Linked DNA regions of Homo sapiens: region 1 is linked to region 2. Evidence: read pairs that join two places in POLR2A ChIA-PET (ENCODE). Cell type or tissue: OCI-LY7. All regions are shown on one strand. Each heading gives the region's core, and the rest is flanking DNA. Links, peaks and the distances in the headings are about the cores only.

Region 1 (2,919 bases), core at 192-2,691, 71 kb after region 2:
TTCATCAGCATGTTACAGAGGGACACTAGGGTCACCAGAGACTGATGAAGTCCCTACTGGCAATGGTGTTTATGACCATTGGTGCATTTGAGCTATGGGCCTCTCTGGCCTCAATCAAACAATATCCCAATCCTAGTCTGGAAACAGTTCAGATGTACAAGTTCATCTAGGAACATTTTAGGGTTCCATTTTTCCCAGTGACTCAGTGCACCATAAAATTTCACTGCTGGATCTCTAATACCACATTCACTGAGCTATCCAAGGAAAGGGGTTCTGTTTATTCATGAAGGATTTGTTTCCTCCAACATTTATCTGATCTCTCCTATTAGAAGTTAATTATCTAATAATGATCATCTGGCTTAAAGACTTAAAAAGACTTTATATATGTTTAATAGAACATTTTATATAATGATCATCAGGCTTAAAGACTGTAACTTTAGACAGTAAAAGTTATGTAAGGATAGGAAGCTCCTTCAGGGTGGCCTTGGCCCAGCTTAGGTAGTGGGGCAGTGGGCCAAAGGATAATATACCTGGCACTCTGAAAATAATGTGATTAGTGGAATCTTGGGGAATTGGCCAAGAGAACTTTGCCACACTTGGGACCTTTCCTTTTACTTCAGTGAGTTTGGCTATCACGTGGGATCTTGCCATCATGCCCTATCTGATTTCCAAGACCCAGACAAATACCCACCTACAGCTATACCAAAGAGAGCATGGTTTGGCCTGGCTCCAGGAAGCCCCCCTTTCTGATCACAGCTCTACCAAATATACCTCAAAGGAAGGGCACTTAATGTTTAGTTAGCAATGGTCGACCCACAAGGGCTCACATAAACCTCATGAATACTAACTTTGTAAGTTTAAGAGAAAGTACTTTCAGAAAAACAAACCTATGCAACAAGAAAAAGAAACCTCCTCTTTGGCCATTAAAGAGATTGTTGGTGAACCCCTTGATGTTAGCATGCCTCATGGGTCACGTTCCCTTCTTAGCCTTTGGATACAGTCTCACTGGGAAGCGATTCAGATTCACATGCTTCTGCAATCTTCTGGGCTCCGTGGCTCTTAATCTTCCGAAATAGAAGCCTGAGTCTACTTCCCAAAAGGCAAAGGATTGCCATTCATTTATTTATTTAGCGGTGTTTTACTATATATGTTCAAGACAGTGAGCCTGGCCTTTTGGAGGATAAAAAGAGAAATCGTACACAAATACCACCATCAAATAGTCTGAAAGTTATTTCATGGTTGACATGATACCCTAAATGCAGAAACACAAGCCGGGCCAGTGGTATCCCGGGCCTCAGGCACCACTGCGGCCCTCCTAAGTTGGCAAATGGTACAGATGTCTGTTGGTAAATGAGGATCGCTGTGCTATACGTAGGACTCTCCCACAAACCTTTATCCTGGGTCGCAGTCCCAGGATATGTGCATAGACTGTCTGCTACTGCTGGCTCCCTCCCACACATGGCCTTGCAAGAGTTGGCAGGGTGTATTCATCGGTCTTGGCACCTGTACTCACCGTAGGGACCTGGCAGTTTGTTGTTATTTTTTTTCCAAAAAGAGGAAATATCACTATAATACTAAAAATAGGTTTGGTTTTTCTTTTCTTTTTTTTTTTTGAAACGGAGTTTCACTCTTCTTGCCTAGTCTGGAGTACAATGGCATGATCTCAGCTCACTGCAACCTCTGCATCCCGGGTTCAAGTGACTCTCCTGCCTCAGCCTACCAAGTAGCTGGGATTACAGGCGCACGCCACCACGCCCAGCTAATCTTTGTATTTTTAGTAGAGATGGGGTTTTGCCATGTTGGCCAGGCTGGTCTCAAACTCCTGACCTCAGGTGATCTGCCTGCCTCGACCTCCCAAAGTGCTGGGGTTACAGCCATGAGCCACCGCGCCCAGCTATGGTTTTTCTTTATGGTTAAGTATAAGTCTATTTGAGCCCAAAGCTTGAGGATGGCCCCCCAGGAGCAAAGATTCAAATTGCCCTGAATATACATTCTGATTAGCAGCAGTTACAGTGGGTTTAAAAAAAAAAAAAAAAAAGAAAAGGCAGTTCCTAAGTTGTTTACCAAGAACTTACATTAAAGTAACATAAGCAGGGCATGTGTTCTCAGGATCTCCTGAGGGTTGTGTCACAGGCCAGATACGTTTTAAAAAAATAATAACATAAGCTATTGATTATCTATACATTGTTCTTTTTATCGCACATTCCAGGAACATGAAGCTAATGAGTGAAGCAGCTAGTCAGTAACAAAATGCCTTTAAACCATTGCCCCCCCGCCTCGTCATGGCAGGGTGGCGTGACTGAAGCCCCATACCTGTGTCTCTGGGGACCTGATAAAGTTTGAATACCTCATATAATTCAGACTTCCCCGAGTTATTTTTGTTCTCATTTCCCCTCTTTTCATCAAGATCCTTCTGGGAAAGCATCATAGATGAACAAAAATGGTTTTGGTTTCTTTTATGTTCAGGAACTTACTCTTGCATACCCAGAAGGTTCATTTCCAGATGGTCCTGTCTTGCGTGGTGGGGATGGGGGATGGGTGTTTGTATTTCACTCCCCCAAAACTCCCTGAGCACCTAACAAGAGTCCGAGGATACAAGAGAAAAGTAGCTTTGGGGTGTGTGCCACACCCCCCAATATTTTTCATCACTCATCAATGTCAGGCTGAGAGATTTCCTTACCTACTTCCTAAATTTCCCTCCTGTACTATATTTCTGTCTTTTCCTCTCCTGACCAGAATGCACACAGCATATGAAAACCATCCTTCAGGGCCTCCAAAAACATTATCTCCTCAGCCAACTGGAGAAATTCTTCCACTGGAAGAATATTGAATTCCTAGGACACACTGCCTCCCCCAGAATACTACAGACTGAATCTCAGCAAAGCATTAACAGAAAAGGATGAAGAAAAAATGATTTGT
Region 2 (2,919 bases), core at 300-2,799:
TTGATAGACAAATATGAGAAGTATAATCATGCATAACTTAACAATGGGGGATGCATTCTGAGAAATGCTTTGTTAGACAATTTTGTGTTGTGTTAACATCAGAGAGTGTACTTACACAAACCTAGGTGGTTTCGCCTGCTTCATACCTAGGCCATATGGTGTAGCCTAGGCCGTATGGTGTAGCCTAGGCTATATGGTGTAGCCTAGGTTTGCAGCAGGCAAAACCATCCAAGTATGTGTAAGTACACTCTATGTATGTAGCCTCCAAGCTACAAACCTGTACAACATGGGACTGTACTAAATACTGGAGGCAACTGTTACACAAGGGTATTTATGTATCTAAACATAGAAAAGGTACAGTAAAAATACAGTATTATAATCTGTTATAATGTATGTGGTTTGTCATTGACCTAAACATCATTGTGTGGCACATGACTGTACTTCTTCCAGTTTAAAAGAGGAAGTGAGAAATTTTCCAGTTTAAGTATTTAGCAATAGTCATGTGGTTCCAGATGCAAGACAGAACCCTTTTGTAGCTGAACCTGGTAGGGAGGGAGAGGGGTTGAAGAATGGCTGGAAGGCAAGATACCTGGCACCTTTTTGAGAAGCTTGAATTCATTCCTTCAGGACTTTCACAAGAAGGAGAAATGGACCTGAGTCTAGAAAACCTGCAGCTAAAGACAAGTTACCAAAAATGCTAACCTTGAAGTTTAAATTTGGATTAGGGGTTATCAAAGACAACATTCTAATTAGGGTATAGGTGTAAAATTTGGATTTGTTGTTCAGATTCTAGTAGAGAATTAATCAAAGTTTGTTCCAGAGTCTTTATTTTTGAACGTGGTATTTAACAGTCTGTTCTGGTTAAAAGTTTACAAACTAAGTCTGAGGGAAACCAGTGAGCTCTAACCAAATCTCAGGAACAGCATGCACCTCGATGTTGTGACCTTTGTAATATACAATGAATGCCAGACACCTAGTAATCTTGTACGTAAAATGTAGAGAAATTCACTAAGGGGCAGAATTTAAATTCTTATGTACTAAAACTACAAAGCAAAAGCCACCAAAGTTACGTCCTGCAGTAGTGTGCTTATAATCAGTTGCATCTCTGGTACCCACAGCTCAGTGGCCCTGTGGCTTTGTGAGGGAGAACCTCTTGCTGAATTTACTTAGGCTTGAAGTATCGATTTCTACCCCCCTCCCCAAGGGTTCCCCCCCTCCATGGGTCCCCACCTCCCCATGGGCCTCCCCTTCCCCATGGGTCCCCCCCCTCCCCATGGGTCCGTCTGTGCTTACCGCGAATGATGATTGGTCCCTTTGCTCTTACCATGCTTATCGTCGTTTCCCTTGTTTCCCCTAGTTGGTCATTATTAATATAAGGTAAATGTCTTTTCTTTCAGTCCTCCTCGCCCTCTGACTAATATGAATGACACCATGGTTAGCCACATGTCCTCTGGAGTGCCCACTCCCACCAAGAGGTACGTATGTCTTGTGCCTTCGACTTGGGTGTTGGCCTCTGCTACTGATTTGCGATGCCCCTGCCAGAAATGAGGCCTGAAAAGCAGGTTGTTCCACAGGGCAGAAAGGACTGGTTTGCTTTCTCTTCCTTTGACCGTCTTTTAGTCTTAATTTCTACTTTTTATTTTCCTTTTTTCCCCCACCGACTCACAAATATAGCAACTGAAGTTTGGCTTTCAGTGGTGCCTCAGGTGGAAACTTCATTTGTGACAAGCAGTGGTGGCAGTGTCAGAGCAGATTAGGCACGTTTCAGATCCGTTTTTTTAACCTTAAACAATATTTTGGTAGTCGTGAGTTTCAACAGTTTTGCCTTTGAATTCTTTGTCAAAGATCATTTTTGCTCTTTGATTAGACTGTGTAAATTGAATTAATCCCTTATAAAATTTTCTCCTGAATCATTCTGTGTATGATTTATAAACATTTAAGTTGGAAAGCCTGAGTCTCTCTCTTTTGGTTATGCAAGGAGTTTGCTTTAGGGGCCTTCAAGGAATGAGAACTGTGTACTTCTTTCTCCTCTTTATTTAATTTGCTCTTCTCCAAAAATTCTCTCAGGCAGGACTTAAAAGAACTATATAAAATGGCTTTCTATTTGGTATAAGCTGTTCCATGACCCAGAGCAATGCAAAAACTCCCTCAAGGGCATGGCCATTAAAGAATTCTTTCTAACAGTCATCACTCAGAAACAAGAAAACCACAAAGACATTCCAGCCCACCCCCTAGTCCTTCCTGGAAAAAAATACATTTTGTGCCATATGTACCGATTGCTTTGGATTAATTCAGCTATAGAAATGCTATAGAAATTTTGACTATATAATACATAGTGCTTAAGACAATGATGTTTGTTCCCATTGGCTAAAACTCCTACGTCAGTGTTTATCAAACCTGACTGATGAGAAGAATCACCTGGGTCACTTGTTGAAAACAGATTTCTGGGACAACATCAGACCCAGTGAACTGGAATTTCTGAAGATAGGATCTTGAGAAGCTACATTTTTATTCCAGCTGATTCTTATCATCAAGCAAGTTTGGGCAATAGCCTGACAAGGAAGCTAACGAGTAAAGTGTAGGACTACCCTGAAGAGAGAAGTTAGGGACTTAATAAATCAGAGTGGCCTGATAACACATTACCCGCATGGAGACTCAGGACCTGACCAGGTAAGAGTACTTGCCTTTAGCCTTGCTAGGGCACTTTCCAGCAGCAAGAGAGTCAGGCCACTGCTTCTGGACAGAGCTGAGTGGTACAGGGCACCAGAGCATGGACTCTTGAGCCAGACTCTTTCTGAGTTGGAATCTGGCTCTTTGCTTACCTTGAAATGTTCTTGTCTTCATTTTTTTTTTTTTTTTAAATTTGGAGACACTGTCTCTGTCTGTCACCCAGGCTGGAGTGCAGTGGCCCAATCTTAG

The links. Peaks named below come from ENCODE experiments on the same cell type or tissue, not always from the same donor. Only the 100,000 strongest peaks of a DNase experiment are listed, where the experiment ranks them.
Region 1: POLR2A ChIA-PET joins it to region 2 with 5 read pairs; 4 of 35 experiments call an interaction of 5 or more read pairs at or near these places.

What each region holds. Positions count from the first base shown.
Region 1 is chr2:25,410,054-25,412,972 of GRCh38, reverse strand. All of the region lies in intron 16 of DTNB (dystrobrevin beta), which reads left to right. Among named protein-coding and RNA genes, the nearest start is that of DTNB-AS1, 9.6 kb to the left of the region's middle. RefSeq lists an enhancer at 2,444-2,563. In OCI-LY7, for the core only: no CTCF peak of the experiment used is centred there; DNase peaks (open chromatin) are centred at 1,502 and 2,402; H3K4me3 peaks cover 1,141 bases; H3K27ac peaks cover 2,500 bases.
Region 2 is chr2:25,481,352-25,484,270 of GRCh38, reverse strand. DTNB (dystrobrevin beta) reads left to right here. Exons shown (of 21, transcript NM_021907.5): 10 at 1,398-1,475. Among named protein-coding and RNA genes, the nearest start is that of DTNB-AS1, 62 kb to the right of the region's middle. In OCI-LY7, for the core only: a CTCF peak has its summit at 1,737; DNase peaks (open chromatin) are centred at 470, 1,090 and 1,730; H3K4me3 peaks cover 1,785 bases; H3K27ac peaks cover 2,460 bases.